Regions from separate parts of the Mus musculus genome. Here regions 2 and 3 are each linked to region 1. The links are chromatin loops, found by intact Hi-C in ENCODE. Cell type or tissue: left cerebral cortex. All regions are shown on one strand.

What was found. Hi-C counts contacts between places; a loop is a spot of excess contacts. Peaks named below come from ENCODE experiments on the same cell type or tissue, not always from the same donor. Only the 100,000 strongest peaks of a DNase experiment are listed, where the experiment ranks them.
Region 2: a loop joins it to region 1, with 2.3 times the contacts of the local background. A loop is called at or near these places in 5 of 42 quality-filtered maps.
Region 3: a loop joins it to region 1, with 7 times the contacts of the local background. A loop is called at or near these places in 13 of 42 quality-filtered maps.

What each region holds. Positions count from the first base shown.
Region 1 is chr2:73,563,630-73,571,629 of GRCm38, forward strand. It overlaps Chrna1 (cholinergic receptor, nicotinic, alpha polypeptide 1 (muscle)), which reads right to left. Exons shown (of 9, transcript NM_007389.5): 5 at 7,784-7,979; 6 at 6,778-7,015; 7 at 4,463-4,686; 8 at 3,073-3,312; 9 at 1-2,678. The coding sequence ends at 2,547. It overlaps Gm30940 (a long non-coding RNA gene), which reads left to right. Exons shown (of 2, transcript XR_866434.2): 2 at 1,571-1,749. Among named protein-coding and RNA genes, the nearest start is that of Gm30940, 6.4 kb to the left of the region's middle. In left cerebral cortex, CTCF peaks have their summits at 948 (motif pointing right), 2,750 (motif pointing left) and 3,514 (motif pointing right); DNase peaks (open chromatin) are centred at 2,664 and 3,553; H3K4me3 peaks cover 324 bases.
Region 2 is chr2:73,907,622-73,915,621 of GRCm38, forward strand. It overlaps Atp5g3 (ATP synthase, H+ transporting, mitochondrial F0 complex, subunit C3 (subunit 9)), which reads right to left and starts at 3,705. Exons shown (of 5, transcript NM_175015.3): 1 at 3,631-3,705; 2 at 3,334-3,439; 3 at 2,243-2,320; 4 at 1,563-1,756; 5 at 826-1,086. The coding sequence starts at 3,372. The coding sequence ends at 972. In left cerebral cortex, no CTCF peak of the experiment used is centred here; DNase peaks (open chromatin) are centred at 3,031 and 3,740; H3K4me3 peaks cover 2,359 bases; H3K27ac peaks cover 1,748 bases.
Region 3 is chr2:74,660,062-74,668,061 of GRCm38, forward strand. It overlaps Gm31790 (a long non-coding RNA gene), which reads left to right and starts at 1,490. Exons shown (of 3, transcript XR_374674.2): 1 at 1,490-3,870; 2 at 4,764-4,965; 3 at 6,427-6,830. It also overlaps a transcript of Evx2 not described here. In left cerebral cortex, CTCF peaks have their summits at 1,949 (motif pointing left) and 3,697; DNase peaks (open chromatin) are centred at 1,929 and 3,699.

The sequences.
Region 1 (8,000 bases):
CGTCTGTGGGTTGGAGCCTAGACCGCTTTCTCTGGCTCTTGCCTTCTGTGCGCGTTCTCATACAAATTGTGTAAGTCTTTCTTTCGATTTCTTTGGCTCTCTACCTGGGAATGGGACTGCTGAGTGACTTGGTGACCCGAGTGTGACTTTCTGAGAAACTGCCAATTGTTTCCACTTTAAAGTGCAAACTATTTGAGATGAAAGAGCCCAGCACTGGTGCAGGGGTGATGGGAAGTCCCTCAGGAGATTGAAGCCACCTGGGCTCGCACTGGCCTCCTGGTTATGCAGTTTATAGCTCTCCCTGGAGATGACGGATCAGATGTGTTTGTGATTCAAAGGCCTTTTCTGCGTCCAGAGCCACACGGCTTCTTGGTCTGGGTAAATTGTACTAGAGCCTAGAGTTTGGCACAGAGAATTTATTTTTCAGATTTCAGAAATGGTGATGGTGTGTGCATACGTTTCTGGTTCCATTCATAGGGCCTGAACTCCAAACATGATTGCGTCCAAGGACTGAAGGAAAAGCCAGGGGTTTTAATTGAGAAGGCAGGAAATAGGATATCACAGAGTCCCCACCAACACAGACCAGAACTACTTAGATCACGCCAGGCATGCTGGGAGAGCAGGGAGCAGGTGACCCCATCAGCTGCAAGTCGGTTTAGAATCCCTTTTCTTTTTGACTTTTAAAAAAAATATTTGGGGCTGGTGAGATGGCTCAGTGGGTAAGAGCACCCGACTGTTCTTCTGAAGGTCCAGAGTTCAAATCCCAGCAACCACATGGTGGCTCACAACCATCTGTAACAAGATCTGATGCCCTCTTCTGGAGTGTCTGAAGACAGCTACAGTGTATTTACATATAATAAATAAATAAATCTTTAAAAAATATTTGTTTGTTTGTTTATGTATTTATGTGTGAGTGCTTTGTATATGCACACCTGCACACCAGCAGAGGGCATCAGATCCCACTGTAGATGGTTGTGAGCCACCATGCACCCTGTGGTTGCTGGGAATGATCTTAACCATAGAGCCATCTCTCCAGCCCCTGTTTTAGAATCTTAAGTTCTGTCTGGGTTCAGATCTCAGTTCTTCTACTTCTAGATGGAGCAGAGTTTAACTTTCCCCAAAAATTTTTTTTTCCATTTGTAAATTAGGGACATTATGGAGACTGTGTAAAACAATTTGGATAAAATAAACCCATGCGGGCGAGACGATTCTCATGGGGTCAGAGGCACACCCTTGATGAGGATGGGATCTGCCCTTCCTCGGGTCCTGAGAACAAAATCCAGGGGCTCCGTTAAGTTGGGAGAGCTGAGGCTCAGTTATAGCTCTGTGTGCAAAGCTCTAGGTACAATCCCAAGGAATCCCAAGCGCCCTTTCAAGAAGGCCTCTCAAACAGAAATCACTTAAGAAAGCATTCTCCCTCTCCTGGTTTCAGAAGTCTACTTTAAACCATGAGGTTTTGATACTATTTGTATGTGATCGCCCTAAAATTACCTTTGGGCCAGTGAAATGGATTAAGCAGGTAAAAGTAGTTTTTTGCTGGACAAACCTAACGACCTAAATTCTATCCTAGGACCTATGAAAAGCTGGAGATGGCGGCATGCATCTGGAATCCCTGCACTCTGTTCATGGGCCGAGAAGTATAGAAAGGAAAATGCCCCAGGAAGCTTTACATGAGAATGTAACACAGCGGCAGAAATCACAAGATACTTTGCCTCAAATGAGATAAAAGATGAGAACTAACTCCTAAAAGTTGTCCCCCAATTTCATCAATGTGTGCGAGTATGTACACACACACACACACACACACACACACACACACACAATTTTTTTTTAAGTTTAAAGTTACCTAATTTCCTTTCTACCACTTCCTTTGTGTCCACATCAAATCTGGGGAATCTGGTAGACACGACTTTTCTAGTAGGTATGAAACCGTGTGTCTTAAGTAAGGGACTCTCAGCACTTTAAAAATAAAAATTAACTGAGCCCGATAGGTGGGTGGTTCAGTGGTTAAGAACACTGGGTGCTCTTCCAGAGGGCCTGATTCCCAGGTTCCATGTGGACGCTCACAACCATTTGTAGTTCCAGTTCTAGGAGATGGGATACCTTCTTCTGACCTTCATGGACACTAGGCGTGTATGTGAGACATACACGTAGGCGGATCACTCATATAAGTACAATTATATTTATTAAAGGAAAGAAAACAAAAACAACTAGCCATGGCAATACAAACAGAAAACCTTGAGTATCCAAGCAAAACTCTCCCAGGGGCCATTTAGAAGCAAACACTTCTTTTGAGGGCTCACTTTTATTTACTTCAAAGGGTTCGCCCTTTAAGGAGGCCCATAGTGTTAAAAGCAGAAGCAAAGGGGAGACACTTCAAGAATACAGCCGTGTGAGCAGAGATCACTCTCATTAACATGTAGGACATGTAGAACACTGCATGTTTGGTAAGTGTGAAAGGATTCAAGGAGACAGACCTTCCTCTCTTCCATCTTTCCTAGCGATGGCTATGGCTGGGACAGAGGTAGGCTTAGCTCAGCCTCTGCTCATCCTTGTTGATGTAACTCAATGAGCCGACCTGCAAACACAGCCAGCGTCCCGATGAGACACACCAGCATAAAGACTCCGAGGAGGATGTGATCCATCACCATGGCAACATACTTCCATTCCTCAGCGGCCTGGGGGAAGCAGAGGGCGTTAGATAGGAATCCCCTGAGATGGGACACAGGCTCATAGCGCCCCCTACTGGCCTGGCCTTCAATATGTAAACCTCCAAACCTCAACACCTGATATTACAACCTTTAGTTTTTGCATAATTAAGCCAAAATGACTTACTATAGTTGCCAGAGATAGTCAACACAGTGCATCTGAAGTTAGTAACTAGAGCTTGAAGCCAATTCATTGGTCAACCTCCCTGTCACACTTATGCATTTAATCATTTAGACCCAGAGGTGTGTTAGCTTAGAGGTTGTGGCGCAAACCTTTGGTCTTAGCACTCAGAAGGCAGAGGCAGGCAGATAGATAGACAGACAGACAGACCCGGAGGTGTGGACTGGGAGCCACACAGCTTACGTTATTGGACTCCTGGTCTGACTTCATGGTCTCTGCAATGTACTTCACGCCCTCGATGGCGCTTTTCACCTCAGGGTGCTTGATCAGCGGAGAGTGAAAGCCCATAGGTGGAGGACCCGGCTTCCCAGAGATGTCAGATATATCTATGTCTTCTGTAAAAATCCTTTTCTCTTGTTTATCTCTGGATGGTCTTTTCATTGTGGAGAAAAACATGATGTTTGGGATAGTGTCGATAAAAACCTGACATAAAAAAGAAATTCTTGGCATGAGACTTTTTGTCAGTATTTACAGAATCACTGACTTTGGGTAAGCAATGTGATCTTGGACAAGTCACCCAGCATTTCTAGACCTCACCCTCCTTGTCCTTAAAACAAAAGGACTGTACTAGAGGGCAAAGGCTCCAGGCTGCATTCTACAGCTATGATTCTGTAATGTAAGCAGTTAGCCACTGGAGGGAGCCTGTGTGCAGTCGCCAACGCTGCATTATACTTCAGACTCTTCCGCAGGCAACAGAAAGTTCCTGACAGTCTGTGATTAAAGACCGCTCCTGCAGCCTCAAGTATACAAACACTTAGCCTCACAAAATAACTACTATTTTTCTTCTTCTTCTTCTTCCGTTGTTGTTGTTGTTGTTCCTGCTGTTAAGTATACAGAGGTCTTGCCCAGAGACGTCATCTACAGATTCGGTTAGTCTCCTCCTACATGGTAAGCCAGTATTACTGACACCAACACAGTTCAGTATCTCTATGACATTTATCAAAGTGGGCATATCTGGTTGGGGGACATAGCTCAGCAGGACAGTGCTTGTTAAGAATGTTCACAGCTCTGAGTTCAATCCCCAGCGTGACCACAAAATTAATTAAAATAAAAACATATGTGAATGGGAATGGGTGGGTAGGGAAGTGGGGGGGAGGGTATGGGGGACTTTTGGGATAGCATTGGAAATGTAATTGAGGAAAATACGTAATAAATAAATAAATAATTAAAAAAACCATATGTGAAGTATTAACACATTTTTAGTTCAATAATATAAATATTTGTGAGCACACACCTTACATAGGTCCCTCCTTTCTCTCTCTCTCTCTGTTCTGTTCTCCATGACGATTTTCACCAGTGAAAATACTCATGTCTATTCACAAATTGGAAAATACACCAATAAAAAGCTGAAGAATGCCCACGCATAAGACAGGGGTCTATTAATCTCCAATCAGAGTCCATAAACTCGAATTGGAAGTGGGCTTAACTCGGTCTACTTTTCCACTGTCTCCGGGAAGGCTACATGAGCTGCTCCCGCAAGGAAGCCCAGAAAGAACTAAGTACTAAGTACTCAGGTGTTAGCCAGGACTGCGCTGGGTTCACTGAAGGGAGACCTGGGAGTCTCGGCTCTCACCTTCCGCACCCACTCGGGCATGATGTGGGTGCTGGGCGAACGGTGGTGTGTGTTGATGACGATGACGGTGATGATGATGGACGCAATGACAAAGACCATGGTGAACAACATATACTTCCCGATCAGGGGCACAGCGCTGGAGGTGGAAGGGATTAGCTCCACAATGACCAGAAGGAACACGGTCAGGGACAGTAAGACAGAGATGCTCAGCGTCATCTTCTCCCCTAGAAAGGCAAAAGGAAGAAATGTAACAACCCGCCTGCTCCTGGAACTCCAGGAGGTCAGAATTTGGATACATGGCCATTAAGGCAGAACAAGAGTATGGTATACTGGTGTCACAGTAAGGGGGGTGGGGGGATTGGACGCAGACATGCACAGGGAAGACTGTGGGAGGACACGGAGAAGTGTCTTCTGCAAGCCCAGGAGAGTGGCCTCAGAATAGACTGACCGTGTTGGCTCCTTGCTTTCAGAGCTATAGAGAAACAGGCTGCTGCTGCTCAGAGCATCCACCTGTACCATTCCATCAAGCAGTCCCTGCGCGCTCATCAGCCACCAAAACCCAAGGTGAAGGAACGTGACCAGCTTGTTCTCAAAGGATAATTCTGGTGATCCTTTCTGCGAGACCTCGGGCCCTGACAGCATTTTGTGGCCAGGTTTCCATTCCAGCTGCCAAGCAGCAAATGGCGACTTTGTTTCATGTCCTAGACTCTTTTTTATTGTTGTTGGTATTCAGGAAAACAAGAGGGATTCTGGGTTGGCAAGCTAGAGAAGGTAGAAGTTTGAATAAACCTTGCCCCTGGTCTTTCTGTTACCCAAGAGGCGGCCAGGCAGCCCGGAAATACCTTTCTCTCAATATGAAGCTGCTAGACCAAAACTGTAAAACAAACAAAACAAACAAACAAGCAACCCCCCACCACACACACACACACACACACACACACACACACACACACACACACACACAAAGTCTGCCATCCAGGTGCTGTCTGCAGCACACCCGGGGGCTCACAACCGCCTTGCCTCCTCTCACTTTTGTCTAGAAAGTTTGTCTTCTCACTTATTTCTTGGTTTGATTTGGTTTCCCAAATCCTCTGCCGTTTTCCTGCAGGCCTGAGTCTCAGGGGTCCTGGCTGGGTAGGCTGCAGGAGGGTCAGGCTGACTGGTACTGGGTCATCTTTGTGGGGTGCTGTTCTTGTTGGGGCCCTAGGGAGCTCTCTTTTGTTGCCTTTTCTGCTGTTATTGTAGAACTTGTCAAACCCTTTCCAGGTGGTAGATGGACAAAGGTCTGTATCTGCAGATTTTGTAAGAATTCAACCGAACTCAGATTGAAAATATTCAGAAAAATTAAATTGTATCTATATGAACTATATGTAGATTTTCTGCCACAATCCCTCAAACAAAACAATGTTATAACTATTTGTATAGTCTTTACAGTGTGGCAAGAAATAATTTTAAGTATCATAGGATGTCCAGTGGTTCCATGTGACTACAATGTCATTTTATATGAGGGACTTGAGCATCCTTGGATTTCAGGACCCTCAGACATCCTAGAACTGGTGACCTTGTGAATATGTGAAGAGACTAAAAAGGGGGATACAGAGAAAAGATAAGCAAGGAATCCTCAAAAAAAAAAGAGCCAGAACTGTAAACATTAAAGTTATCAAGTTATTTGCCATTTGCTATTTAATAATACTATAATAGCTAACATCTACCAAGCTTAGAGTACTCATAAGTATTTACTATTTACAGTCACAAACTAGTCAGTATTTGTAGATGCTAATTAGTTCTGTATTGCTCTAGGAGTGTTTTCTCTTGCTTTCAGGGGTTTCATTTGATTAAGAAGTTGAAAATATTTATTTGTACTTAGGTGTTCAAAAGAAATATAGGGGGTAAAAGGGATGGCTCAGAAGTCAAGGGCACTGGCTGCTTCATTCCCAGGATCCACATTGCAGCTCACAAGCATCTATAACTGTCGTTCCAGGGGAACCGATGCCCTATTTTGGCCTCCATGAGCACCAGGCACACACATGTAGTGCACAGACATACATGTAGGCAAAAATACCCATGCACATTGAGAGACGCTCAGTGGCTAAGGGCACTTGTTGCTCTTCCAGAGGACCTGAGTTTGGTTCCCAGCTGTGAGCCTCACTTAGATCCGATTGCCACCCAGCAACTGTCTGTTTGCACCCTGTGCACAGCAATGATGACTTGGGTCTCTGTACCTCCGTGAGTGCACACTTACCCCTGGCTGTCCCTAACCTAGCAGCATGAGCTCCATGGCTGCTGGCTGCTGTTGCCATGGCAACGGCACTCACCTGAGTCTGTGGGCAGGTAGAACACCAGGCTGGTTAAGAAGGAGAAGAGCAGGCAGGGAATGATGACGTTGACAATGAAGTAGAGGGGCAGGCGCTGCATGACGAAGTGGTAGGTGATGTCCAGGTAGGGAGTGGTGGGGCAGCAGGAGTAGAACACCCAGTGCTTCCAGCCCCGAGCTTCCTTGATCACCCACTCCCCGCTCTCCATGAAGTTACTCAGGTCGGGCTGGTCACTTTCCTGAGAATCAAAACAAGGTCTGAAGACTCCTGCTACACCACCCCGAGGAAGGGCAGAGACATGGTAGCCATGTACCATACGGAGGGTCACTTTGCCAAGAGGGATGTTGGGCTACCTCTGCTTTGGGGTAATAGGTTTATTTCCTATAGAACACGTCATATAGTAAGTTAGGGTTGTTCATTTTGGCTCTGCACTCAAATCTCCAGGGAACTTTAAAACACTGGCCCCTGAGTTGCACTCAAGACTCGTTTTTATCAGACTTCTTGGAGACAGCACATAACGAAGAGAATTTATTTAAACTCTTACTTAGCCCTCCTGAGTAGTGTATTAAGAACCTTGGCACTCAGGGGCTGGAGAGATAGCTCAGCAGTTAAGAGCACTGATTGCTCTTCCAGGGATCCTGAGTTCAAGTCCCAGCAACCACATGGTGGCTCACAACCATTTGTAATGAGAGCTGATGTCCTCCCTCTTCTAGTGTGTCTGTAAACGTCTACAGTGTGTGTATGTGTGTATACATATATATGTATATGTATATATATATGTATACACACAGAGATATATGTATGTATATATATGTACACACACACACATATATATATAATTTAAAAAAAAAAAAAAAAGAACCTTGGCACTCAGCTGAAAGCCATACACTAGATGCTTCTCTAGCTCAGAGTGGTGCCAGGAGCCTGTGATTGTCCAGAGGCTGACTTGGACACCTAGGTGGCCCTAGTCCTGAAGCCAGCTGCATCCCAGGAGGCCACCACCTACCGGGTTAATGGCCACCACAGAGCCGTCATAGGTCCAGGTGCCCAGCTTCATGCTGCAGTTCTGCTCATCGAAGGGAAAGTGAGTGACAATGATCTCACAGTAGCTTTTAAAGATGGCTGGCGGTGTCCAGGTGATGTGGCCGGTGTAGTCCAGGAGCACCTTGGTGAATTTGACAATGGCAAAGTCGCCGTCTGCGCTGTGGTCAGGGTAAGAGAGG
Region 2 (8,000 bases), 340 kb after region 1:
TGTCTGTGATCACATGATAAAACTCATTTATCTGCTAATTTGTGCATTTGTGTGCCAGCCTACCTTTCACCTGTAGCTCACACTGTTTCCTGGCAATGTTTCATGTGCCAGTGCTCTTCTGTTTTTAAGTCTGCAGTTGAGCCACTCACTAGGTGGTCCTCTTGCTACTCAAGGTTTAGCATAAGGTGGAGACAAGCAGTGTTCTCAAGTGATCTCTTCCCTGGAAAATGACTCCCAGCCCTTCCAAACATCTCTGTATGCTTACTCATAACAGTAGGAAACTCACCTACTGGTTTTCTTTCTTTTTTTTCTTATTTTTGGTTTTCGAGACAGGGTTTCTCTATGTAGCCCTGGCTGTCCTGGAACTCACTGTGTAGACTTTGTAGACCAGGCTGGCCTCGAACTCAGAAATCCGCCTGCCTCTGCTTCCCAAGTGCTGGGATTAAAGGCGTGCGCCACCATGCCTGGTTTATGGTAACCATGTAATGAGATGGTTTTGTGCATTTATAACCTTGTTCAAGCACCAATCACCCAAAATGAAACTCCACAACTAACAGTCAGTCACCCACAGTTCCATGCTCCTAGAGTTCCCAATAACTTCTAATTGGCCTAGTCTCTACAAAGTTACCTATTTTATACAAACAAAATCACACTATGGGTCTTTTGCTTGGTCTACTTCACTAAGTGTTTTTCAATGTTTCATATTCATCACTTTTTCAAAACCAGGGTAACTGCTGTACCTTCCTCTGACTTGGACAACCACCTACCTCAACAGATCATCTTTATGATGATCCACACTTATATAAGTACAAATCACAGCAAGAATTAAAGTTTTCATCTTTAATGAAATGACTGTGGAAATAACATATATTTCCATGACACCAGTACTACAGTCTTCGGAGTCACAGCAAGATACACAGAATTACATCCGTAATTACTATGAATGCCAACATTTCAGGCAGTAATTTCTGTTACATGGCAAACAAGATCAAGAACGCAACCATCAAACAAAAGAGACCCATAGCTTCAGACAAGGCAAATCCCAGGATAGCATATGAGAACAGCTGCTGCTTCAGTGAAGGGTTTCTAAAAGAGACACAACACAGATGACTGTTACTGTGAAGCAACGTTGATGTCAGCACATTGGGTAAATGGTAGAGTCAGATATCTAGTATGGGGATCTTTGCAAGTCTCATGGGGGTGCTATCTCCTATACCACTTTGCTTTTGTCTCTCAGAGTATTTTACCCACTCCTAATCATGTGGCATAAAGTCAGGGAGCTATCTTCGTATGCAAATATAAATCCTCAGTTTACACCACCTTGAGGGGTCCTGACATTTGTGATCTCCTTGACTCTCCTGACTGGTTGGAGTTATAGGCGTGTTCCCTAGCCCCTAGCTCTATCCTCACTTATTTAAGTGACCAGTGCACACACAGCTCAGAATATAATGCAAGACACAGCAGACACTTCATTCAAAAGGGCTACCATTATTTCATCATTTCCCTCTTTCCACGTCTACTTTCCCACTGAGTCTTCACCTTACTCTGACAGACATGATTACCTGGCATAACCAATGATAAGACTGCCAAAGACTGTTCCAATACCAGCACCAGAACCAGCAACTCCTACTGTTGCAGCACCTGCACCAATGAATTTGGCAGCAGTATCAATGTCTCTGCTGATTACACTGGTCTGAAACTCCCTTCGGATCAGCTGACACACACCATTCTGGGCCCCATTAAAAACTGTAGAGCCCTGGGAAGAGGAAATAAGGCAAAGGTCAATTCAGTAATCACATTGATTTTAACTACTATAGTGCCAAAACCAGTAACTTCTTTATACTATAGCTTGGTATGAATAAATAATTGTATGGCTCAAGGAAAAAGAAAACCAAGAGCTTGATATAATTCTTATCTCGTATAAGATAGTTAACAAGACCTATACCTCTTAGGATTTTTAAAAGTATAAAACAGAATAATGAATATGCTTTTCAACAAAGCAGGCTTTTTTGGATAACCGTGGCTATTTTAAACACAGATAACTCAAAACTATAAATACAGCCTAAAATATTTATTTGCTAATTCAGAAGGTTGTGCTGGCCAAAAGTTCCTCTCAGTGGCTCACCTTCTATGTATTATTTAATAAAACTGGAAAGAAACCACCCATTAATACACCCCTTCATGATAACAACTCTGTAAGACTTATTGACAGTGTTTCCTAATTTCTGTTATTAATACTCACCTCTCCAGTCCTAGTCTCTGGCCGAGATAACACTGATGCAGAAATTGGTCTATATGCAACTCTGGATCCAGCTCGGATCTATTAATGGAAGGAAAAGAAAGAATTTCAAGTACTAAAGAGTACACATTAGTCTTCAGTGACCTCTTGTGCAACTTTAAACTCTAAAGGAGAAAGCAGAAGAGAACGAACAGATTTATTATCTCTGCAATTAGCATGGCCTTTGGTCATTGTGCATACACAAAGCCAACCTAAAATTTTATGCTAATGAACCATGGAATGTTCTATTTAATCTATCTGTAAACAAAAATCCTAAGACCAATTAGTTACCAAGTGACTGAGTGTTGTGGAAGTTTCAGTAACTGTAGTGCTGTAAATTCAAGTAAGTTATGTGGGCTCATAAGGGTGTCGCTATGATTTTGATCATTTACAACAGTCCAGCAGCTAATGAAGCTCCTACAATTTTCAAAGGATTCCTAAATACCCACTAATTCTAAATTTACTATAGAGTTAAGCATTTTGATGTCAGCTTAACAGCCGTTGCAATACTCTCACTATAAGGACATCTGGCAGTCTGGCTTCTCTGCCCTTGAGTGTCCACGGACACTAAGGTCACAGAAAATCCCTCCAGAACCAGGACCCGATTCTCTAGCACAAATCTTTTAGATTCAGACTTCACTTAAAGCCTCCAAAAAAGCAAGCTTCGGGGCTCCCCAACACCTTTCTCCGCCCACACAAGGAAGCAAAGTCCCTCCCTCTGCAGCGGCGAGTTTGACCTACAGACGCGCACGGGAAACGCTGTGCAGGCAACTAGGCCTCAGCTGCCCCTTCCTGACTTCTCAGCACCCCGACCTTCGCGTCGACCCCAACTCCATAGGGACCGGGCGGTGGGGGAGGGGCGCGCTCCACGAGCAAGGAGGCTGTGACCTACGCCCAGAAGGCCTGTCAGCTAGGCCTCGGGGGGGACACATGGCCGGGAACTGTCTGCGGGCCCCAGGGTTGGGAGGGAGGGAGGGAGGAGAGGACATCGGGGCAAGGGTGAAGGAGAGCCGGTCCCTCGGCGTGAATGCTGGGCCGAGGCCCGGGTTACGCACCAGAGCGGGGGTGCGGGCGAGCTTGGCGCAGGCGAACATCTTTCTTCCTGGCGGCGCGGCGTGGATCTAGGTGACAGGCGACGTGGGCTCCTCTCCCGCTTCCTCTCTGCGGAGCGAAAAGAGGCTTAAGGTCAAGTGTCCCCCCCAGGGGCCTGTCCTTGCCACCCCGGCCCCGAGGGGCCCCGCGCAGGCGGTCAGCGTGGCCGCGTGCCCGGGAAGCGCAAGCCCGGTGGACAGGGCCGGGAGACCCGCTCCGCCCCGGCCCGGGCCCCGCGCCCTCCGTTTACCTTCGCTTACCTCCCGAGGCGGCGGCAGTGGCGGCGGCAGAGGTCGAAGCAGTGGGGCTGGGCGCGCAAGCGCGGTGCGGCTCTTATCCGCGCCGCAGCACCCGGATGGAGAAGGCGGGGGAAGACGCTCAAGGTCACTTTGTAACAACTTTATTGGTAACTCTCAGAGGAGGACAATGACAGGCCCCCTCCGTGACCGGCTGGCGGCCAGTGAAATGAAAAGCACACTGAAGACGACTCTTGGCTTTGTTAGTGTTACTAACGGTGCAGATAATTTTTAGTTGTTGTCGCTATCGCAGACTGAGCCTCGCTCCTTGCACGTGCCAGGCAGGGGTTCTCCCAGGGAGCTACAAGCCGACCCTGATTTGGCTTTTATTTCAAACAGGGTGAGTTGCTCAGGCAGGCCTTGAGCTCAGTATGTAAGTTAGGGAGAACCTTGATCGTCCACTTTCACCCTTCCAAGTAGTTAGCTTCTTCATAACCAACTCCAGCGGGATTATTTCTTTGTAAGACTCTAAAACAGGGTTTTTTGTTTGTTTGTTTGTTTGCTTTTGTTTAAGACGACAAATCTTTTCTCAGAAGACCTACCTAGAAGTCCTGGGAAGAACAAATGACGGTTCAAGAGCTTTGCAACTCTGTAGACTAGGCTAGCCTTCAACTCACAGAAATCCTCCTGCCTCTGTTTTCCAAGTGCTGACATTAAAGCCATGTACCACTGTGTTCTGCTGCCTTCCACCATTATAACTGGGAGAATTAAGAGATAATAATGTATCATCATTTCGGACTAAAAAAGTGCCTGAATAGTTTTCAAAATCTATTCAGCACCCAGTTCTGATAACTTTGAACAAACCAGATGGATGCAGAAATGTCTCAGATAAATGGCTGTAGTTCAACGTCTGGTCTTCTTATTGATTTTTTTAAAATAGTTTTTTTGAGATAATATAATCTCATAGGTTCTCCCCTGTTTTAGGGTTTTAATGCTGTGAAGAGACACCACGACTACCGCAACTCTTAGAAACAAACAAACAAACATTTAATTGGGGCTGGCTTACAGTTTCAGAGGTTTAGTCCATTTTCAGCATGGCAGGAAGCATGGCAGTGTTCAGGCAGACACGGTGCTGGAGACAGAGCTGAGAATAGCTGAAGGAAGAAGGCAGGCAGCCAGAAGAGACCACTGTTAGCCATTATGCTTGCCTTATGCTTCTGAAACCTCAAAGCCTGCACCCCCCCCCCCCCCAGTTACACACTTCCTCCAACAAGGCCACACCTCCTAACGGTGCCATTCCCTATGGACCCGTGGGGGCCAATTTTTTATTCAAACACCACTCCCTCCCATTTCCTCCCCCCTCCTCCTCCTAGACACTTCTTGACTTTTCAAATCTGAGGCCTCTTTTTCTTTAGTTTTATATACATATTTAGTTGTATGTATATATGATATGTTTTTAGATATAAAATTATAACTTGCTCAGTCTGTTTGTTTTAACCATAGCATTTTCTCCAGCCTCAGAAAATCACCATTGTTTTTGTTTTGAACTTGACTATTCTAGATCCTTCATCTAAGTCCTGCATTATTTGTCTCATTGTAACTAGCTGCTGTTTCTTTTAGTTCATTACATTTATTTATTTATTCTGTGCATATGTGAGGGCAGACAGATGTGTGTATAGGTGCATATGCCACAGTGTGCATGCAAAGGTCAGAGAACAGATTGAGGGAGCCAGGGCTCTGTCCTCACCATGCGGATTCCAGGGATTGAATTCAGGTCGACAGGTGTAGGGCCAAGCAAGCACCTTGACCCACTGAGGCATCTCACAGCATACTCCTGCTTTTCTTTTTTTATTATTTCTTTAATGTATATGAACACACTGTAGCTGATTTCAGATATACCATGTGGTTGCTGGGAGTTGAACTCAGGGCCTCTGGAAGAGCAGACAGTGGTGCTCTTAACCCTCCAGCCCCATTTCTTGGTTATTTTTGAGACAGGATTTCTCTCTCTCTCTCTCTCTCTCTCTCTCTCTCTCTCTCTCTCTCTCTGTGTGTGTGTGTGTGTGTGTGTAGGCTTGGCTGTCCTAGAACTCACTTTGTAGACTAGGTTGGCCTCAAACTCACAGAGATCCTCCCGCCTCTGCCTCCCAGGTGTGGGGATCAAAGTTTTGTGCCTCCACAGCTAGACAGTTGCCCTTTTCTTAAGGTCAAGTTTTGGATTTTGAGATTGGATCTAGTCATACAGTCCATGCTGGCTTGGAACTTTGTATTCTCCTGCTTCAGTCTTGAGAGTCCTGGGTCACAGCACCTAGTTAAAGACTGATGTCTTTCACACAGCAGATGTTTTTATTGTTTATCCAGGTTGAGACATGTGTCAGAATATTTTTCTTTTCTAAGGCTGGATAATGTCCATATGTATGTATGTATGTATGTATGTATGTATAGATGCATGCATCACACATGGATTAACCATTCACTGGTGAAGGACACTTGGGCTGCTACTACTCTTTGGCTATTGTGAATAATGCTACTATGATCATAGTTGTAACAATACATCTGAGTCCCCACCTTGAATTATTTTGGATACATAGCACAAAATACTGGATCATATAATAATTATATTTTAAAAGGACATGCTGTCTTTCACAGTGGCTATACCATTGTATATTTCTAAAGTAAATACAAGGTTTCCAGTTCCTCCATATTCTTACCACCATGCACGCTCACTCCTGCTTTTTCTCTACTCTCTTTTCTTTTCTCTTCTCTCCCTTTCTCTCTTCCCTTTTCTATCTCTGTCTTTCTCCTTCTCCTTCTCTCTCCTCTTTCCCTCCCTTCCTTCCTTTCTTCCTGACAGGGTCTAATGTATCCCCATCTGGCCTGAAACTTGCTCTGTAGCCAAGGGTTACTGCGAACTGCTAGTTATTCATAAAGGAGACAGTATGTTGGAGGGAACAAGAACAGAAACTAAACTTGGTTATTGTTGTTGTTGGCACAGGGTCTCCACATAGTTCTGGCTATCTTGGAACTCACTATGGAGACCACAGCTGGTCTCACAGGTGTTCATCTGCCTTTGCCTCTTTTTTTTTTTTTTTTTGGTAAGATTTATTTATTTTTATTATATGTAAGTACACTGTAGCTGTCTTCAGACACTCCAGAAGAGGGAGTAAGATCTCGTTACGGATGGTTGTGAGCCACCATGTGGTTGCTGGGATTTGAACTTCGGACCTTCGGAAGAGCAGTCGGGTGCTCATACCCACTGAGCCATCTCACCAGCCCCTGCCTTTGCCTCTTAAATGCTGAGATTAAAGTCATTGGTCACCATGCCCAGCTCCAGAAAATAGACTTTATGAATACTGCTCTGTAGATATGAATTTGGAACCATAGAAATCACTTACAAAGTTAATGTTTTGAAAATCCCTAGAAATTGAAAATATGCAGAATGAATGAATTTAGTTATATCTACTTGGTAGTCCCAACTACACAGGATAAATGCGGAGTTTTAATACAGGCCTAAGAAGCCAGCTCCTGTTCAGTCCGTTCTTGCACACTGGCTTCCTTGATTTTCAAAAGTGCTAAGAACACTGCACTCCAGAGAGCTGCTTTATTGTTGCCGTTTCTTTTGTTTGGAATAAGTTTTCTTCTGATAGCTGCTTAGCTCTTCTTTCCGTATTACTCAGGTCTTTGGTCAATTGTTATGTCTTAGGACTTCCTGGATCCCTTACATACATTTCTTTCTTTCTCTTTCTTTCTTTCTTTCTTTCTTTCTTTCTTTCTTTCTTTCTTTCTTTCTTTCTCTTTCTCTTTCTCTCTCTCTCTCTCTCTCTCTCTTTCTTTCTGTTTTGGGAGAGGAGTGTTTCAAGACAGGATCTCTCTCTTTCTTTCTTTCTTTCTTTCTTTCTTTCTTTCTTTCTTTCTGTTTTGGGAGAGGAGTGTTTCAAGACAGGATCTCTCTCTCTCTCTCTCTCTCTCTCTCTCTCTCTCTCTCTTTCTCTTGATTTATTTATTTATTATGCATAAGTACACTGTAGCTATCTTCAGACACTCCAGAAGAGGGCATCAGATCTTGTTATGGATGGTTGTGAGCCACCATGTGGTTGCTGGGATTTATACTCAGGACCTTCGGAAGAGCAGTTGGTGCTCTTGACAGCTGAACCATCTCTCCAGCCCCAAGGTTTCTCTTTGTAGCCCTGGCTGTCCTGAAACTCACTATATAGATCAGGTTGGCCTTGAACTCAGAGGTCTGCCTTCTTCTGCTTCCTGAGTGTTTTTACCACCAATGCCTGGTTGTCTTTTTTCATCTTAAAACATGTTTATTTTGTATTTATTTTAATTTAAAAATACTTATTTTTATTTATTATGTACAAGTGTTTTGCATGTGTGTGTGTGTGTGTGTGTGT
Region 3 (8,000 bases), 1.1 Mb after region 1:
AGTTTTTGTTTTGTTTTGTTTTGTTTTGTTTTGCCTTAACATTTACAAGCTGGGGGCGTAAGGGGGGCGGGTAAAGGGGAGGATACAGGAAGAGTTGCGTAAGAAGACCTCGCGCCCACTCCTGTCAGGATTACTTATCTTTCTGTTTTAAGAACCAAATATTAATAATGAGTATTTTATTTAACAAATAGAATTCTGAGTTCTTTCTCTCTCCTTACTTTTTCCTCTCAGTCTTGATTCTCCCCTCCAACACACACACACACACAGAGAGAGAGAGAGAGAGAGAGAGAGAGAGAGAGAGAGAGAGAGAGAGAGAATATATCTTGTAGACTTTTGAAAATGCTTTCTTGCTACGTGGCTGAGGAGGTACACAGGACCCGTGCCGTGCCTCCAAGTGGAAATCATTACATCTTCTCTTATTTTCTACCACTGCTTGCAGGCTAACTTCTGAACTCGAAGACCTTAGATTTTTTGTTTTATAATCCTCTGATGGATAAGCTTCTCACCCTCGCATTCTCCCTTAGGGGAAATAAACTAGACTGGAGGATCTGATAGTAGAAATTGACAGCTAACTTTAAACACAATCATGATTTACCGTACCATAGCTCCCCATCACAGAACCCACTTTTTAAAATTGCCGGCTTTCTCCCACCCTTCTCAAATAGAGGAATTCGTGGTGAAGTAACTGGGTTTTGGGGGTCAAAGTGGAGGGAATGGAATCTCCTGCTGCCTCCCTTCCTTTCCCACTTTGTTCTTCTTCCACTTCTCCATCCTCCCCCTCCTCCACCCTAGGCCCTTACCTGTGGCCCCCGGTGTTCCTGGTGCTGACTGGGGGCACAGAGAGTCTCCAACCAGCCTTGCCTCTTCTCCTTCCCGCCTGAGGCTGGAGGCTGAGCCTCTTGGCGATAACTTTGATAGTCATAATGACGCCGGTGGCAACCATTTTAAGGAAGATCAATCTTCACTCAAATGCGCTCATCTCCTCCCGCGCTTGCGCCCCACCCTGCCCGACTCAGATGCGTCGTGCCAGTTTGCCCGCCTGCTGCCCCAGAAGCAGAGCTTTGTCCGCACTGGCGAGGTCCACGGAAGACAGGGACAGGACACAGTGGTCTAGCGCGTGAGCTTCCGAAGCAGCCTAGAGAGCCTGGCAGTCTTGATGCTGGTTTTGCATCCCGGTCACAGGACTAACTGAGACCCTAACCCGGGCCCCCCTCCTTCCCGCCTTGAGACACACCCAGCATATTGGGGTGTGTTAGGGGGTAAACCTCTGATCTAATTGCCCATCTGTCTGTTGGCGCTTTCTTTTTAACCTTGGACCCGTTGGGGGCGCGTCAAGAATGTAAGGGGAGGTGAGGTGTGAAATATATTTATATACATGTGTATACATATATAGTCAATGCCAAAAGTTTTTCACCTCTTCCCCTTAGCGCCAACTTATTTCTACAGGCAAGCTTGCTGGAAAAAAAAAAAAAAAAAAAAAAAAAAAACAATCCCACCTCTTTAAAGTTGTAAGTGGAAAATTGCATAGGCTCGCAGGCTTAGGAGAATTGTCTGGTGGGCGATGACCTCCATTTGAGAATTTGACCCAGCATCCACCTTTGCCCCTGTCCCAGTGGCTATTCTACCCTAGTGGTCATTCAGTTCCTGGCACTTGCATTGTCCTCAAGCAGGATTTTGGCTACCTCTCTTCGCTAATCACACGTCCAGCTCTGCGGGCGCCCCCAACTGCTTCTCAGCCAGGACGCCCAGCTCCACCGGTCCAGGCAGTCTGGGCCCCAGTGTCTCTGGGAGGATCCTGCTACCTAATCCTTCTCTACCCAAGGGACTAGAAGAGAATCTTTGGTCTAGGCTAGGCTCCATGGGGGGCCAAGACCCTGGCAGCAAGTGGTCGCTCAGCCTGGGCGGAAATCCGCCGATGCCTTTATTGCTGTCATTTGGCGCCCCCATCTGTTTTCCTCGCGGTTTCAGCAGCTGTGAGCTGCTTTTCTGTCGCAGAAACCTCAGTGGCCTAGGAAGATTTCTTACCTTCTTCTACGACCCACCGCCTCTGGTTCCAAAAGCTGGCCAAGTACGACTCCACTCTACTGAAAATGAAAAAAAAATCATTTCTCCGCGACACCTTCATTCATTAGTGGTTTTGAAACTACCTTGCACCTTTTAAGTAACACTGATACTGCATTTCCAGGATGTCTATTGCCCCACATATACTTGTGATCTTGTCAGGGAAACTACCTCAATGAAAAACATCCATAACTTTTCACTGCCCTTAGCAGAGGATAGCATTTCACAGTGACTATTCCATTTGAATAGTTAATGTTCCTTTAGAACATTACCTATTACTAGTAATAATATTGACTAATTTGTATAACTCATTTAGTATACAATTACAAGTGGCTTTTTACATAGATCTACCTTCTGAAGACCAGAGAACCCCTGGGGAATTGCCCCGCCCCTTTAAGGAAACCTCCTACACAGAGAGCTTTGGTAATTGTTCATGGTTTATACTTATCTCCAATAATGGATGTCATGGGGGGTTGAAAGTTTTGCATAACCGCTTTTTTTTTTCTTCATGTTACCTGTCTTATTTAAAGGCAGGCCTACCTCAAAAACATTACACCAGTGGAGGAGAGAGAGAGAGAGAGAGAGAGAGAGAGAGTTACATTTGTTGAAAAAATAGTCATTTCATATCCTTTCCAGAAAGGAGAGGATGAAATTAGAAATGGACCCAGTTTTCAGTTTCTGATATCTTCAAAGTACCATCACCAAGAACAAGAACACTCAGACAAAAATCTAACCCAAACCCCATGCCTTCAAAGGGCATCTTCCACCTATGCGAAGGGCATGCCAAATTTTTAAGATTGGGAGTGAGGTGACATACAGGAAAAAATTTCTCTGTATTACCCAAAAAGAACAGTTTTGCTGGCAAGAATGATGTAAACAAAGCAAGGGCATTTTCTTTTCCTCCTTTTCTTTTTCTCCTTCCTTCCTTTCTTCCTTCCTTCCTTCCTTCCTTCCTTCCTTTCTTTCTTTCTTTCTTTCTTTCTTTCTTTCTTTCTTTCTCCTGGGGTGGGGTTAGACTGCCAAACTAAGTATTTGTTTCTTGTAAACAGTGAACATTTGACCTGTGACTTCAGGTTAAAACTTGTTCTAGACTTGCAGAGGGATGGGTCAAGAGTAAAGCCCCGTCGAGCAGCAACAGGGCCACGGGATGCGGTGGTCTCACCCAGCTCTGGGCTTCCCGGTGGAAGATGCCAGCCACCCGTTCTCAACCCGAAGTAAGTCTCAAGCTCGCTGGAGAACTTATGGGAGTGCAGATGTTGTGAACGGGCAGTAAACACCTGCAGAGTCTGAGCTGCGGGCAGGGCATGTTTTCTTTAGGCTAAGTGTGGTCTTCAGGACCAGGTTTCGATTTATAAGAGAGGGTGAGGGTTGGACTAACCAAGCCAGTCTTCTAGGCTTCCTACTCTCATTTCTCCTCAGGCAAGCCTCTAGCTTTCTGCCTCGCCTGGGTCAGCTCATTTAATTTAGTTTTCCTTCTCCCCTCCACCTTCAACTCCAAGTTACCCTAGAATGGTTGTAAGTGAGGGAATTGGTGGCTACTTTCTTCCTGGACCCCGAGGCTAATCAGATTTGCCAACTGCCAGGAGTTTAATGTACCCTCAGATCAGACCCAAGAACTTGCAGGGACATCTAGCGCCAAGCGCGGGGAACTGCGGTCGCCTTTCAGGGATCCGGAGCATACCACTGGCATCCTTTGCCAGTCTCTCAACTCCTTCTACATTTTTAGGCATTTTCCTACCCTTCACCCGCTTTGCTTCGCTGCTATGCATAATGTGGCTTGCCCGTGGAGAATGTGAATTATTTGAAATGGTAATAAGCTTCTATTTGACTCATAGAATAAGCATTTAGCAAGTTAGAAAAGTTGTTTCAAAATGTCAGACAAAATAGCAAATTGCAATCTTTGCTTCTATTTAGGAAGAAAGAAAGAAGTTATTCGGTCCTTAAGCCCTGGCCCTACCTTCTAGAGCTCTCTAGAAAAGCTCAGCATTTCTCTGGAAGGGAAGACCCTGCCTGTTTCCTACAGTCCACAGTTGGAGGTGGTCTCTTCATCTCAAATAGGGCCCTGCTGCCCAGTGGGAGGCAAACTCAGGATTTTTTTTTTAAGTCACCTGGTATTTAGAGGGGCGGGGGGTGTTTGTTGTTGCCTGAGATTTTCATTAAATATAGGCTAATTTTGTTGCTAAACCCAAAAGGATTCCACCTTTTAGATTTAGAAAATGCCCCAAACACAGGACATCTGGCTGTTGCTAGAACCTGCCTTATACACAAAATGTTGTGATTCTCTTGGGGTTTGCTTCATATTTTGTTTGCTCTGTTTTTTTTTTTCTCAGCCTGAGTGAAGTTGATTATTAGCTGGAGAGGAAAAATTAGCTCCAGAGCTGGCAGACAGACATGGTCAGGAACAAAAACCAGCCAGTTCTTCTCAACTTAAGACCCTGCTTCTAAACTGAGACGTTTTCTACTGAATCATTGGTTTCTCAAAAGTTAATTAAAAGGGTGTTCTGTATTTCCTGGTTGTGGTCATCAAGGTAAATACTTTCAAAGGCATCTCCCACAACCCTTTTCTGGCAGGATCCTGCCATCCTGGTTGTAATCGTCATCAATTGTGTTGTTAATTGAGCTCATTGCTGTCTTGGTAAACAGGACACTTCAATAAGTCTAAGTCATAGCCTGTATCCATTCATTTTTCCATCCCCAAACAGATGTACAAATTGTGAGATCTACAAGAAAGAACAGAGGCTATGTCTGTCTCCAGCACAGATTCAATACTCAGTGGGGCGCTTGAGGAAGGAAAGAAGAAAGAGAAGCAAATGGAGAGACGTGGAAGGGGATTGGGGCAGCAAAGGACATCATGGCCTTTCACCCAAATCAGGAAATGTAGCTTTTTTTTTCACAGAACAATAGGTAAGTATTTGGAAATTATTTTCATTGCTAAACTCTTGCTTATCCTTTTGTTAAGATTTCATTGTGATGTGCTGCCACACAAATATAAGGCTCACCCTGTGCTCTTGGACATCTGAAAAAAAAATGGTTATAAGCCTGGCATAGAGGTTCATGCCTGTAATCCCACCCCTTTTGAAAATTTGAGGACAGCCTTGGCTAGAGAGTGGATCTATGTCTCAAAAAAAAAAATTGAAGGAAAAAAATAGATTACAATTAAATTTCAGCTTGAATACAGTTTGGACACAAGATATCCAAGCTAAACGAAAACATTTCTTCTTATTTAACTGCAGCATCCTCTCTATACCTGCCTACCCACCCCGTAAACTACCAACACCCTAATTTTACCTCATAATCAGCCTCAGCAGTCTGGCTCAACAGCAGTGACTTCCCTGGGATCCTGGGATTTGGAGTTCTACCTGTGGGCCCTTTCAGAGACCTTTTTCTAGTATAACCTACTTCTGCATATCTAAACTTAATTTTTGTTGAAGTCACAGACAAGCTGGTGATAGAAAATGATAAAATTCATTATTCAAAACTTTCTTTATTTCTGAATAACCTTTGAAATTGGCAGAGAAACCCTAAGTTCTACAAGGGCACCACAGAGCGTTATAGGGAAGAAGACTATATCAAGAAGTTTTAGCCTAAGCATTAACTCCTATATTCTCCCAGCCAAGCACAACTTATTTTCTTGTGTGGTAATTTAAGCAAAGGTTGAGACTTTAGTTTCAAAATGTGACAATTTTTGTTTTAACTTTATTTTCTTCGATTTAAAAATACAATGCTTATCAAATGTATTAGTCAGATTTTTAAAAAATGGTACTGAAGCCCAAAGAACACAAAACTACTAAATTATTGAGTTTTAGGAGACTGAGGTGTGTTGGTTCTGGCTATTTCTGTTTAATTTGTTTTTAAAAACGTTTCAGTAAATGTTTAAAGCCATAGGGGTGCGGTGGGGGAGTATCAATGGCTCCCAAGTTGTTCTTTCTCTGTGAGTAACAAGAAAGGAAACAAGGAGAAAATACAACATCTCATTGTTACTCTTTTTCAAAAGCTCAGAAATACTACTACCTGGCTCTTCAAATGCAATCCAGCTTCCATTCTAACTTTTGTCCTTTCTCAAGCAATCAAAATTATCGCGATCAACAAATTACTACCCATCACAATGCTGCAAAAACCTGGAGAGACCCTCCGGGTTTGAATTTGACCATGACCAGGTCTAGGATTTTTAAAAGTTATACAAATTCTCTTAGTTTCCAGTACCTCTCATAACCTACACCCCCATCCCCTTATTTGAGCCTTTTATGGTTACTGTGGTTTTTGTGTCAACACTCTAATGCCATCAGCCCACCCTGTGATGCCAGACCAGACCAGGCCCAGAAGGACCTTGCTCACTCCTTTTCTTCTTTTCTTCTTCTTTCTCAGAGCTTATTTTCAGAAGGCAGTGACGCTGAGTGACAAGCTGGACTTAGTATTGCACGTTTAGGGGAGTGATTTTCTTAAAAGATAAACTGGTCTGAAGGTTGATAGTACAGCATCAAACTGGCCCACTTTGAGGCTCACGCACCCACCCAGCACTCTTGACTAACCAAGTCTAAAATAGCTCTCAGGAGACCGACCTAGATTCAAATCAGAGCTCACAAGGACGACCCATAAGTTGTTAAGACTCTGTGAGAGGAGGTGGAAATACAGAGCGATTAGAGCCACCCTACCTAACTCTATCTGGTATTAGCTCCTCCGGTACTCACAACTAGAGCCTACTCTGTCCCTATGAAGTTCTATGAACTCGGACTGCGCCTGTCACCAGTCCGGACTTTACTTGGTGGTGGTGGGGGGGGGGGGGGCGGACAGAGAGAGAGAGAAGAAGAAGAAGAAGAAGAAGAAGAAGAAGAAGAAGAAGAAGAAGAAGAAGAAGAAGAAAAGAGAAGAGAAGAGAAGAGAAAAGAAAAGAAAAGAAAAGAAAAGAAAAGAAAAGAAAAGAAAAGAAAAGAAAAGAAAAGAAAAGAAAAGAAAAGAAAAGAGACGAGAAGAGAAGAAAGGACACCCCCTTGACTTGACACACTCAATTCCCTGCTGTTGGCAGCCTGGAAAAGGAAGCGAAACAAAGGTCCCTGGGAAAGTGAAGTTTTCAATTAATTGGTGTGAGTAACGGGCGGGGGTGGGTGGTGGCTGCAAAAAGCTAGAGGCCGGTATGCTGTGGGCGAGGCGCAGAAGATTCGTGGCACTCTATTGAGTGGCTTTCTCCTCCCGCGCTGGTACGGAGTCTTTTGGGCTGGGCAGGAGGAGGCCAAGCTGAAGCTAAGGCCAGCCTGGCAAAGTGACTGCCGGCTGGCCAAGAGCAGAGACGTGAACCGAACATCTGTGGACTTCCTAGTTGCGCCGATTGTCAGGCTTGCGGCTTCGAGATGAATTCTAAGTCTCTGATGCTGCCCCAAGACTGTTTCGTGAGTATTTTTGTGGGCCGATGGTGCTGTATAGGAAGGATCTACTCCGACTGATGTCCTATGTGTGGAATACTTTTACCCGTTCGTTAGGTATGTTCAAGGTAGGATGAGCTGTCTCGAATTTGGGGTGACGCGGTAGACTAAGGAAAGATGAGCAACAGGTTTTTAAAAATAGAATTGCTCTGTTTTCTCGTCATTCTGCTCATCTCTGTCCTTCATCCTCACTTTGGTGTGCAGCTCGAGGAGCCAAAGAGCAGTGGCAAAAACAACGGTTGCGGAGATGAAGCGCAGGCCTCGGCGCCCGCCTCGCAGACAGGCCCGAGATGGGCCGTCGCGCAATCAGGGGGTGGCTGCAAAGTCAACTCCTGGGTCTGGGGGAGGGCGGGGATGCGAGGTGGGCCTCCCAAAGGGCTGAAGAGGGGTGGGGACCGGGTGGGTGGGTCCAGCCGGACCTGGGCTGGGAGCCAGGCTCTCCCGCGCCCCCACCCCCACGTGTCCCGGCGCAGCCAATGGCAGGGTCCCCGGCCGGCGCCCTCGGGGCGGGAGACGGCCCCC